2 separate regions of the Homo sapiens genome follow, and region 1 is linked to region 2. A link is a loop called in an ENCODE intact Hi-C map of the cell type or tissue named here. Cell type or tissue: heart left ventricle. All regions are shown on one strand. Each heading gives the region's core, and the rest is flanking DNA. Links, peaks and the distances in the headings are about the cores only.

Evidence for each region. A loop is a pair of places that touch in the nucleus more often than their neighbours do. Peaks named below come from ENCODE experiments on the same cell type or tissue, not always from the same donor. Only the 100,000 strongest peaks of a DNase experiment are listed, where the experiment ranks them.
Region 1: a loop joins it to region 2, with 4 times the contacts of the local background. A loop is called at or near these places in 2 of 110 quality-filtered maps.

The regions. Positions count from the first base shown.
Region 1 is chr21:44,300,050-44,306,456 of GRCh38, forward strand. PFKL (phosphofructokinase, liver type) reads left to right here and starts at 4. Exons shown (of 22, transcript NM_002626.6): 1 at 4-141. The coding sequence starts at 57. RefSeq lists silencers at 1-226, 247-696 and enhancers at 2,030-2,169, 4,735-5,534, 5,574-6,228, 6,229-6,407. In heart left ventricle, for the core only: a CTCF peak has its summit at 5,073 (motif pointing left); no DNase peak of the experiment used is centred there.
Region 2 is chr21:44,050,385-44,055,903 of GRCh38, forward strand. It overlaps TRAPPC10 (trafficking protein particle complex subunit 10), which reads left to right. Exons shown (of 23, transcript NM_003274.5): 4 at 1,896-2,092; 5 at 5,314-5,509. Among named protein-coding and RNA genes, the nearest start is that of TRAPPC10, 41 kb to the left of the region's middle. In heart left ventricle, for the core only: no CTCF peak of the experiment used is centred there; a DNase peak (open chromatin) is centred at 1,357; H3K27ac peaks cover 1,980 bases.

The DNA of each region.
Region 1 (6,407 bases), core at 3,755-6,254, 250 kb after region 2:
GGCGACGCGGCGCAGGCGGCGGGAGTGCGAGCTGGGCCCGTGTTTCGGCCGCCGCCATGGCCGCGGTGGACCTGGAGAAGCTGCGGGCGTCGGGCGCGGGCAAGGCCATCGGCGTCCTGACCAGCGGCGGCGACGCGCAAGGTGGGCGGGGGTCCCGGCCGCGTCGCGGCGCAGGGGGTGGAGGGCGCCTCCGCCCTGGCCTCTCCGGAGCGCCCGCCGAGCCCCGGGACCCGGGTCTCGGGCCGGCCCGGCCTCCCGCCCCGGCCTCCCGCCCCGGCCTCCTGCCCCGGGTCTGTCCCCCGCTCTTCCCCGGCGCGGTCTCCGGCCTACGTGCGGCCGGCCACGTTCTCGGCCTCCGCCTGGGTCTTGGCGCCGCCCGCGCCCTGCCCCGGGGGTGTGTCCGACTCTGGGCCGCGGGGCAGGACCTCCCGAGGAGTCCCCGAGGCCACGCGAGCGGAGGGCGCCGGTCCCGCCACCCCCAGAGCCTGGCCCTTCCTGGTTCTGAAGCGACCCGGGGACCCGGTGCCTCCCGAGGGCCGGCGCCAGGCTGCGGGCTTCCGGGACCTCCTCCCGGCTGGGCGGGGGCGGACTCACTCCCGGACCGCGCCTCCTCCTCGGGGCCCTCGCGGCCGCCTTCCTTGTGGGTCTAGCTGGGGAAGAGGGCGGTGGGGAGATGGGCTGCCCGGGGCATTGAGCAAAGCCCAGTTGTCACCCTTTTCGCAGGGGTACTGGGGAGGCCTCAGGTGGTGGGGACTGGGACTTGGCAGAGCTGGGTGGGGGTCCGGCCTGAGGGCGTGGTGTCCTCGCACGCTCCCTCCCGGAGGCCTGGTCCTGCCCACTGCCGGCCTCCAGTGTCTCTGGCCTGACATGTCCAGTGTGGCACCTGTGGCACAGGACGCCACCTACCCTACCCCTCAGGAGGAGAGAGGAGAGGATTTAGGAGACCAGAAGTGAGGTGCTGGGTTGGGAAGGGGCCCAGCCAGCACCCCAAGGCTGTGCAGCGGGGTCTGGTCTGTCTTTTAGAGTTCAGAAAATGGTTGAGAAAATGCGGACACACACCCCCACCCAGCTTCAGGCACCTGACCCTCCTTTTCCCTATCTGGAAGCCAGGAAGAGGCGAGAAGGAAGCCGGCCTTGAGTGGGACCAAGCCAGGGAGGCAGGAGTGGCTCGTGGGTGTCACTGTCTGAACCCCGGCCTGCAGAGGGGGCTCCTTCAGACCTGGCTGAGCCAGGCCTGTGGTGGCTGCCCACCCGCCCTTTTCACAGCTGTGGCAAGAGCGGGAGCTGCTGCTTGTTGCCGGCTACTGGCAGTGTCCTGGAGCCAGTGTGGCTCCACAAGTCCTGTCCTGTGTGGCTCTGGGTCACGCCTTTCCTGTGGGCCAGGGGTCCGTGTTGTCGAGAGGGGAGGGCGTTGTTCAAGGATGTCTTTTTGCACAATAACCTGTGCAAAGGTAGCTAGAAGACTTGAAGCAGGCCGGGTGCGGTGGCTCACACCTGTAATTCCAGCACTTTGGGTGGCCTGGTGGGTTGTGGGCCCAGGTGGGAGAGGAGGCCCGTGGCCTTGGAGGGTGAACTCGGGAAGCTCCATCCCATGAGATTAGACAAGAAAGGCCCCGAGTCTGGAGGGCAGACAGGTTGCTGTGGGGCCAGCCCGCCTGCCCACCAGGGAGGCGCTTTCTTGGTGAGGCTGGTGAAGCCCCAAAGCCCACCTGTGGTTCCCTGAAACACAGAGGGTCCCCAACCAGCTTCCTTGTTTGCAAAGTGGGAGCATCAGCAGTGGAGGGTTGGGAAAGTTGAGAGCCTGGGGTGGCACGTGCCCCCCCCACCCCCTGCCACCCCATGCACAGACTAAACAGAGAAGGGGGGCTCGCTGGAGGTTGCTGAAGGGCCAGCCTGGCAGGTGGTTCTTGGGCCAGCGGGGAGGGGCACCCAGGGTGACAGGCGGTTCTGGATGCTGGTGGAGGATCTGGAGATGGGATGCCCCTCCTGGCCCTGTGGACAGGCCGGCTGGGTGGGCCTCCCATCTCTGTCTGAGCTGGGGGTTCCAACTGCTCAGCCTGGCCCCAGTGCCTGATATGGAGTGGGCAGCGCTTCCTGGCTGCAGCTGGGAGGGTGCCCACAGTGCACCTGCTGGCCGATCATGGCATCCCAGTTGGGCCTGTGCCTTCCTCTGCAAATGTCCTCCCTTCCCAAGCCCCGTGCAGCTGCAGCGTCTCTGTATGTGAGCTCCCATGCGTGGACAGGGAACAGGTGGTTTTCTGCAAGGGAGGAGGACTCCACACACTTCCCCAGTTCAGGGCTGGGGCTGATTCATGGAGGATGATCTGGGGCGAGTAGGATGGGAGGAACTGACATTCTGGGCAGAACCAGAGTCCTGTTTCATGAGTTCGGAAAAGCAGTCTGCAGGGCTCTCCCAGGCCACCACTGCTGCTGCCGTGTGGCTCCCCATGGTGGGTGCTCTGTTTTCCTTCTCGGGGCCCCACTGCCTTCCTAGAAAGGCTGACCCTGGCCGAGGGGAAGCCTGTGGCATAGTGTGCCCTTCTCTTTGCCCTCTATGTCAGCCGGGCAGCAGGAGAGTGGGGACTGGGAGGCACTTTCTGCCCCAATGCTGAAGTCTGCGTTTGTTGGATGTATGGAACAGCCAGCCTCACCATCCTGCCAGTGTTGCCCAGTCCTGGGACTTCTCGGGCCTTGATTTCCCCTTCTGTGAAAGGGGGTTGGGGACAAGACAGGCCACCTTGCAAGTTCCTTCCAGCCAGCCCACAAGTCCTGTCCTGTGTGGCTCTGGGTCACGCCTTTCCTGTTGGCCAGGGGTTGGTGCTGTTGAGCAGGGGAGGGCGTTGTTCAAGGATATCTATTTGCACAATAACCTGTGCAAAGGTAGCTAGAAGACTTGAAACAGGCCGGGCGCGGTGGCTCACGCCTGTAATTCCAGCACTTTGGGAGGCTGAGGCTGGTGGATCACCTGAGGTTAGGAGTTCAAGACCATCCTGGCTAACATGGTGAAACCTCGTCTCTACTAAAAATACAAAAAATTAGCTGGGCATGGTGGTGCGCATCTGTAATCCCAGCTACTCAGGAGGCTGAGGCAGGAGAATCGCTTGAACCAGGAGGTGCAGGTTGCAGTGAGCCGAGATCGAGCCACGGCACTCTAGCCTGGGCGACAGAGCGAGACTCTGTTGCAAAAAACAAACAAGAAAAAACCCCAAAAATCAGCCAGGCGTGGTGGTACATGCCTGTAGTCCCAGCTACTCGGGAGGCAGAGGCAGGAGAATCGCTTGAACCGGGGAGGCAGAGGTTGCAGTGAGCCAAGATCCCGCCACTGCACTCCAGCCTGGGTGACAGAACGAGACTCTGTCTCAAAAAAAAAAAACAGACTTGACCAAAAAAAAAAAAAAAAAAAAAATGGCCCGGCCTGCCTATGCCTACCTTCATCTCGCCCTGGCCTGGGCACTTTTAATTCTCTGGGCCCTTTGTCTAGTGCCCCCTCCCTGCCCCTGCAGGACACCGTGCCCTGCCTTTCCCTGGCTGGTGTGTTTGGACGTTGGTTTCCTGTTATCGCAGGTGAGGACTTAGCTTCCTGGCCCGCCACGCCTCCCTGACATGGCCTCCTGTTTGGAGCCTTCAGGCTCATGCTTACATCCTTAGCTGATCATTAAACTTTGTGACCATTTCATGCTCACTGCTTTCTTGCCTGGGAGCTAATGGTGAGGAAAGGTCACTGGGAACCAGCGCACCAACCTCAGACATTGATTTTGTTCCAGCCTTTTTTCCTGGGCAGGGGTGGCTATCACCTGCTGGTAGGCAGCGGCAGGCCCACTGTCCTGCCTGCCCTCTGACTGCGGTGTCGGCGACTGCTGCCCGAGGTTTATTTTGAGAAAGAAAAGCCGATTAAAGGGCCATTAAAAAGGTCTTTTGAAGATTACAGCTTCCAATGAGGTTAACAGAGAAAATTTCCTCCTTCAGGCCGCAGCCAGTCCCGTTCTAAAATCCAGAACGTGTCCCTTTCCAGTCCCGTTCTAAAATCCAGTCCCAACAACAAAGTGGCCATGTGACATGGCCACTTTGTTCTCCTCCCAAGGGCTCAGCACAAAGCTGGGTTTTGGCAGCTTCATTGTCTCCGGGCGTCAAAGCAGGTTTTATTTTGCAGAGCACCCTGAAGACATTTGGAAGTGAGGGGTACCCTTGCTGACCCCTGATCCTGGGGCCCCTTTGCCGTTCCCAGGTCCCCTGACAAGCCCACCAGGCCCCCTGCTGAGATGGCTGTGACCCTGGGCTGACCCGCCCAGTGGCACATTGACTCCGCCTGGAGCTGGGGAGACCAGAGAGGCCCTGTGGTTGGACGGTGGCCTGGGTGCGCTGCTCCTGCCCTCTCCTTGCCCTGCCTCAGCTGCTGCCTGCCAGAGGTGGGCTTGGACCTGTGGTGGGACCAGGTCTGCAGGGAGGGCGAGGGAGGGACGGAGGCTTAGCTTCGGCCAGCTGTGGCTGAGTGGATCTCCCTCACTGCCCCCAACTCCAGTGAGGGTGGGGGACAGGGCGCTGCACTCACAGCACCACCTTGGACGCCCAGCCTCAGGCAGCAGGACTTGGCTCTGCTGACTGTTTTTGGTTGTCGGGTGCTTGGGGTGGCTCAGCTGTCTGGGGGGGGCTCGGCTGTCTGTCTCGGGGGGCTTGGCTGTCTGCGGGGGGCTCGGCTGTCTGGGGGGCTCGGCTGTCTTTCTGGGGGAGCTTGTCTGTCTGTCTGGGGGGCTTGGCTTTCTGGGTGTGTGTGGGATGCTTGCTGGGTTCCCGCCCCAGTTTCAGCTGTAGCAGCCGTGCTCCCATCTATGTGGGGATGTGAGGGAGGCACTGTTCCTTTAGAGACGGCGTTGCTTGCTCAAGTGGAGAAGCTGCCAGTGTGGGCAGCTCCAGCTCCCTGCACGCTCTGTGCTCTGCCCATTCTAACGTCTGTGCCCCTTCTTCTGGATGGCTGCCGGGCTTGGCTCTGGCCCCCCTGTTGGATCCCCTGGCTGCTGGGTGGGGAGAGGGCCACCTACTGAACCTGAGGGTGGGTCTGGGTGAGTCCTGGCTCTGCTGCCACCTGCTGGGCTCTGGAAGGTCCCTCACCCTCCCTCTGGGATCTCATTGGATTCCTGTAGTGTGGGGATGGTGGCAGATACTCTGGCTGCTACGTGAGAACAGTGTGCCGATCCCTGGGGTTTCTCAAGGCGTGGCACCTCACCTCACACCTGCTCCCTGCTGCTGAGCCCCACGCCAAGCTGGAGAGCGGATGAGAAGCATGTGTAACCAGGGTAGAGGTCGAGAGTCCTCTCGTGGGGGTCTCCATGTTCAAGGGAGCTGCCGAGGCTTGAGCAGGAGCCCCCAGCAGGTCAGCACCTCCAGCCTCTGCAAGTACAGGGGGGTGGGAGGGCAGGGGCTTTTGAGGGGCACGAGGCTTGGGGACAGAGGACCCGCATGGCTTAGGGATGGATGGCATGGTATGGGTGCTGGGAGGGAGGCAGGAAGAGCAGGGCTGGTCCCAGGGGCAAGCACAAACTCAGGCCTGTTACACGGCCCCAGACCTCACTCAGAAGGGGACCCTGGCCGCTGGCGTGGGTTTCCTCCTCTCTGAAGATTAGGTGGTCTTGGCTGCCCCTTTTGTATGAAGTCATGGATATCTTTTGAGATGGGGGCTCTCGGGAAGAAGGTGTGGGGTACATTAGCACCAGCGTTTCCTGAGTGCCGCCTCCCCCGTTAATGTCCCTCTCCAGGAAACTGGCTTTGCCAAGGCCCCCGCTGGGACAGACTGTTTCTTTCACTGCAGTCCTGGGAGCCGAGGGCAAGGGGACAGGAAAGAGGAAGTGACCTCAGAGCCTGGTGGCACCAGCATCATGTCCAGGCTGGGGGGTGAGGGTCCCTGAGGCCCTGGGGCAGGGCAGTGCTGTTCCCTGGGTGGCTGAGGCCGGAGGGGCTCTGTTCTCAGTCCCCCATCTCATTGCGGAGGAAGGAGCCCAAGCCCCTTCCAGCAGGTGCTTTCCTCAGTGCCCAGAGGTGCTCCCCGGCTTCTCCATCCCCACGCCGCAGCCTGAATGTCTGGGGTGGGGCCGGTGTGGGAGGTGCCGGCCTCTTTTCCACCTGCCCCACTTTTTATCCTGCTCTGTGGTCAAGGCCTGGCCCCGTGGCCTGTGAGTGTGGGGGCTCCGTGGCAGAGGTTGGGGCGGCGGGGTGTGGAGTTCGGGACACCCACACATGCCTGATTGCCATGCTCTGCATGGGATGTTCCCAGTTTATCTCTGGGCACCATACTCCAGGTGCTCGGAAGCTGAAGCCTAGAGCCTGCTGGGTTCACCCGAGCCTCCACCCGGGGGCCCAGGGCTGGTCCTCAAGTTTCCTGGCCTGGTGCCTCCTGAGATGGGGAGGGTGACCAG
Region 2 (5,519 bases), core at 46-2,545:
GGACTCCTTCTGGGGTGGGGGTGGGGAGGAGTCCAGCTAAAGGGCTCTTGGTGGCCTTGTAAGAGGTGGAGAGGCTTCCAGCAGCTCCTTGGATGGCTCACCTGTGACGTGTGGATGGGGTCAGCCGGGTGCTATGTGTATTTTCTTGGCAGTCACAGGCTCTGGGCCCTGTTGGCCTTTTGGTTTTGCTTCCAGGCATGGCGTGTTGGGGCTTCCAGCACAGAATGGTTCACCAGTGCTGTAAAATCTATGCTTCAAGTCCCAAGAACTGCCGTGCTGTGGAAAATGTGCACTAGATAATTAAGTTACTGTTGGGTATTTATTTGCAGGAAATTGAGTTTACCAGTTGGTTTTAATCTCAGTTTTCAAAGTAAAAGATCTTTTCAGATTGTATGATATTTGTAATTTAAATCAGGACATAGCAGTTTTTAAAATCAGGATACAAATGAGAAGTACTGCCTTTTGGAACTTTCTATTTAGTTAGTTAAACCAAAAGAGAGGCTGGGTACAGAATTTAGGATTTAATATTTTTTTTTTGGAGACGCAGTCTCGCTCTGTCGCCCAGGCTGGAGTGCAGTGGTGCGATCTTGACTCACTACAACCTCCGCCTCCCAGTTCAAGCAATTCCCCTGCCTCAGCCTCCTGAGTAGCTGGGACTACAGGTGCACACCGCCATGCCCGGCTAATCTTTCCATTTTTAGTAGAGATGGGGTTTCACCATGTTGCCCAAGCTGGTCTTGAACTCCTGAGCTCAGGCAATCCACCCACCTTAGCCTCCCAAAGTGCTAGGATTACAGGTGTGAGCCACTGTGCCTGGCCAGGATTTAAGATTTAACTCACTCGTGGATACTCTGATTGGCTTCTCTCTGCCTGAGTGTTACTCAAGAGTGACTTGAAAGTCCGGAGGAATTAGGGCAGGACAGTGAGGAACTAGCAAAAGAGGAGAAAGCACTGATTTAGATGGTAGCTGTGAGTTACTGTGTCCAGATATTGTCAGTGCCTAACTTGGAAATGAATTAAGTATCTTGGTTTTAGATTTTCTAAATCTAAAGGGAGTTGGACTCTTCTGAGTGGATTTATGGAATAGAAGCGCAGTTATAAGTGATAACAGGCAAAGTGTCTGTTTTCCTGGTTCTTTATGGAAGAGAACCAAGCTGAAGGCCTTGGCATGTATGTAGAAAGGGCCCTTTCTCTGGCAGGCTCATGCTTGGGCCTCTGCGTGAGAAGCAGGATTGATTTCTGGGATGGCACGGCTCCCTGCTGCCTGTCGGGAAGTAGAGCAGCCTTGCGGAAGCTGCAGGTCGCCTTCTTTCTGAGGTCTCACAGCTGTAGCTGCTTGCCTCTGACACGGCCTTCGCAGACTTGCGGTTGGGGTGGTTCCCAGGGGTACAGAGCTCAGAGGCTGTGGTAGAAGCTGCCGGGAAGCTTGCCTGGGGTTCCTGTGGGCAGTCTGGGCTGTGCCATGACAGCCAGCTTGCCTCCTGAGATGAAGGCACGGCACACAGCAGGATGGCAGTCATGTAGTGCTTGGGCCCAGAGCTGTTGGCCATAGTGGGCCTGGGTTTTAAAGCCCTGACTTGCCTAACAGACAGTATTGCTGTGGGCAGCTCACTCAACCCTCTGACTCTCAGTCTCTTTATCTGGATCACTGGGACGCTCACATCCCTTGGGGTTGTGAGAACTGGGGATCATGCATGCCTGTGTGCGGCACTGAGACCCACAGAGCACGCCCGCAGGCTTGCTAGGCCGCTGGGCTTTTTATTCAATTTAAGTCCCGAGCCTGTCCTGATGCTTTAAAACATTGCGGCCTTTGCAGGCTGTTATTAGGCACATTTTGCTGTATAAACTAAAGGGCATTAGTTAACCTGCTTTCACAGTGACTTGTTTGTTTTTAGGATACCGAAGTGTATAAAGCTACAGTAAAAGATGACCTCACCAAGTGGCAGAATGTTCTGAAGGCTCATAGCTCTGTGGACTGGTTAATAGTGATAGTTGAAAATGATGCCAAGAAAAAAAACAAAACCAACATCCTTCCCCGAACCTCTATTGTGGACAAAATAAGAAATGATTTTTGTAATAAACAGAGTGACAGGTAAGTGTATCTTTAATTTTACCTCATTTGGTTAATACTTGACATGATACAGATTGCTGGCTTCCTGGGTAGTAATAAATATTTACTCAGCAATCTCGAGTGAGTGTCCATGGGGTGCTGTCAAGGAGACCTGGTGCCTGTCCTTGTGGAGTTCCTGTTTAGGCAGGCAAAGAACTCGAAGCAGTCATCCCCCGAGTGTGCTGCCTGGGAGGAGCGGGTCTTGGGCCCATAGTCCTGGGAGGCCTCTTGGTGGGTCCTTTCTGAAGACTGACAGCAGCAGCTCCTGCAGTTCTTCTGTAGAACGGGTCCTTAAAGGTTTTTGTTTTTTTTTTGAAATGACGGCACCTGTGTTTTTTTCTTTACCTTAACACCTGAGAGTTCCTAAGAACACAAGTTATAAAATGCTGACCTAACCCCTTCAGAAACTGTGAAAGGGAATCCTGAAACTTTGGCAGTTAATAGATTGTATGGGCTTTCTCCGCCTTGCCCTGCTCTCTCTCCTGGGGTAGCTCACTCCCTTTCTCTTCAGTGATGCCATTGCCAGCTGAGCCAGCCAGCACGTTAACTCCTCTATAACCGATGGTCTGTATCTCGTAGCTTAGCACTGGAACTCACCCAAGGCCTGGGGATTCAGGGGCGAACATGGACCCTGCCCTGGTCCAGCAGGTCATTATAGCCATGGTCACCATGCTTATGGTGGCGAGGGTTCAGATGGAGGTACATGCTCATTGTAGAATTATTAGAAAAAGGTAATGAGCAAAAAGAAAATGGATATTAACTCTTAGTATTTTGGTATGTATGTTCTGAGACTTTTTTTCTTTATGCATACATAATACGTGTGTGTATTTTAAGTTAATATAACGTTATGTGTTGTTTATACTTGTTTTTTTCACTCAATATATTGTAAAGATTTTCCACAAACAATAAATGCATTTCCAGACTCTCAGTGTTAGTGAGTGGATAATATTCCATAGTATTAATGTGCCGTAAGTTATTTATACATTCTGCTGCTGGGCTTAGGTTATTGCTTACTTATCGTTATAAACAACAATATTAGAATACTTTTCTAGCTCAAATGTTGTGAGCATCCTTAATTATTTCAGGATACCTTCCCTAAAGGAAAATTGCTTGGTAACAGATTTTGTGCATTTTTTGGGCTTTTGCTAGTTACGAGGCTGGTAGAGGCAAGGGTTGACTTGTGATCAGCAGTGTGACTTGTGACAGCAGTAGCCGTTGTGGTGTCTCGCTGAGGCTGCAGCCGGGAGCCCCTTGTTCCACATGTGCCTCCAGCCCCTGCAGTCTGCGCGCCTGGGGGGATCACGCCGCTCTCCAGATTGGCCCACCATCCCTGACTTCATTCGTTGTTTTGGGCTCTCCTTTTCTGAGTTAATGATTTAGGCTTGATGTGAACTTCTGAAGTGTAGTTCTTTTTTACTTAAAAAAAATTGATGATGATATAGAAACAGGATCTAATAGAGATAGGACATTTCATGACTGTGTATCTGATTGACCTCTGAAAACAGTTACTGTTTTGGTGGTTGGCACTTGTTAAGTTTCCATTTCCATTCACCCCTGTAGGCGCACAGGAGAATTCGCGTCTGGTCGGGAATAAATGTTGGTAATTATAATCCTTGAGAATGCCTTAAGGATAAACTACCTAACTCATAGGTTCTAGCAAGCTCCTACTGTGGATAAATACAAGTTAGTCCTCTGGGGGACCTTTGGAGTGAGCGGCTCTGGTCCCTTTGTCTTTGAGGGAAGAAAGTGTGCAGTGGGGTGGATTGAATGGAATTAAAGCCAGCCACCAAGTTATAAGTTTTCTTCTTGGTTCTGGTTGTTCACATGGTGGAACATGTAGAGTGTATGCTGCTTCACTGTTTTGTCCACTGATTTATAATTCCATGAATTTAGCCATGCCTCCAAAGGATATGCTGGGGCACGGAAAAAAGGAACTTAGAGTCAGTTCATTTTGCTACTTTTTGGTAATTCAAGTAAAATATTTACTAAGGAGAACTGGTGAAGCTCATAGAATCAATGTTTTAAAATTATTTCTGAGTTCAGATTTATTAATCATCTTTCTAGATTACTATTACCAAGGCTAAAGAAATTTACCATTTCCAGCCTATCAGATAAATACGTTGCCTTGTCCAAATCTGTTGGGAACTTTGTGTAATTTCGTGTGTTTGACCTTTTTACATCATGGGTTCAGCCTCTTTGTAATTAAACTGTTTGCTCTATATGTTAAGCCATGTTCTAAGCCTTTATTTGTTAATTGTTTATTAACCTTCCCCTTCAAGAGCTCACAGGCTAGTGGGAGGGATAGAGGTCCAGAGAAGGGGAGTGTTTTCCTGTGAGGCCCACAGCCTAGCAGCAGTGTGGGCAGAGCAGTTGGGATGGTGATTGGGGGAGGTTTGTGAAGATGCCACGCCTGGGTGGAAGGAATGTTCTCATGAAGAGAGGAGAGCGGGAGAAGGTCAGCAGGCTTGAGCTGGGAAGCAGAGGAAGTAAAGTGAGACATCGTGGTCCTTTTGTGCTGTGCTGAGAAATCTAAATTTATCCTGTCGATCCCAAGGAACCAAAATGGATTTTGAAGGAGGCAGGGAACTGAGTGAGGCGTGATCACATTATTTTACAGAGGACTCAGAGCTGCGTCTTTGGCTCAGGGCTCATGTAAATCCCTTTCCCCCTTTCCAGTTGATTCTATAGCAAACTCTCCTTTGAATTTCTGTAGAACTTACTGCTCGTGTTCATGACCAGTTCATGATGAAGCCTTTTCCTAACCTGGTTTCTTACCGCCTGCCTCATGTTTTTGACTGTTTATAGACGGAAGAAGCTAGATGCGGTGGCTTATGCCTATAATCCCAGCACTTTGAGAGGCCGAGGCAGGAGGATTGTTTGAGCCCAGGAGTTCGAGACCAGCCTGGGCAACATAGCAAGACCTCACCTTTACAAAAAAATACAAAAATTAACCAGGCATGGTGGTGCGTGCCTGTGATCCCAGCTACTGGGGAGGATCACTGGAGCCTGGGAGGTGGAGGTTGCAGTGAGCCAAGATTGTGCCACTGCACTCCAGCCTGGGCCACAGAGCAAAACTCTGTCTCAAAAAAAAAAAAAAAAGGAGGAGGAAGGAAGAAAATTGCCGCTCAGGACAATGGCAGCTGCTGAGTCGTGGTGCTGTGCATGGAGGGTCTTTCCCAGATAGTCTGTTCATGTCTTTGCAGGTGTGTTGTGCTCTCCGACCCCTTGAAGGACTCTTCTCGAACTCAGGAATCCTGGAATGCCTTCCTGACCAAACTCAGGACATTGCTTCTTATGTCTTTTACCAAAAACCTAGGCAAGTTTGAGGATGACATGAGAACCTTGAGGGAGAAGAGGACTGAGCCAGGCTGGAGCTTTTGTGAATATTTCATGGTTCAGGTACTTGACT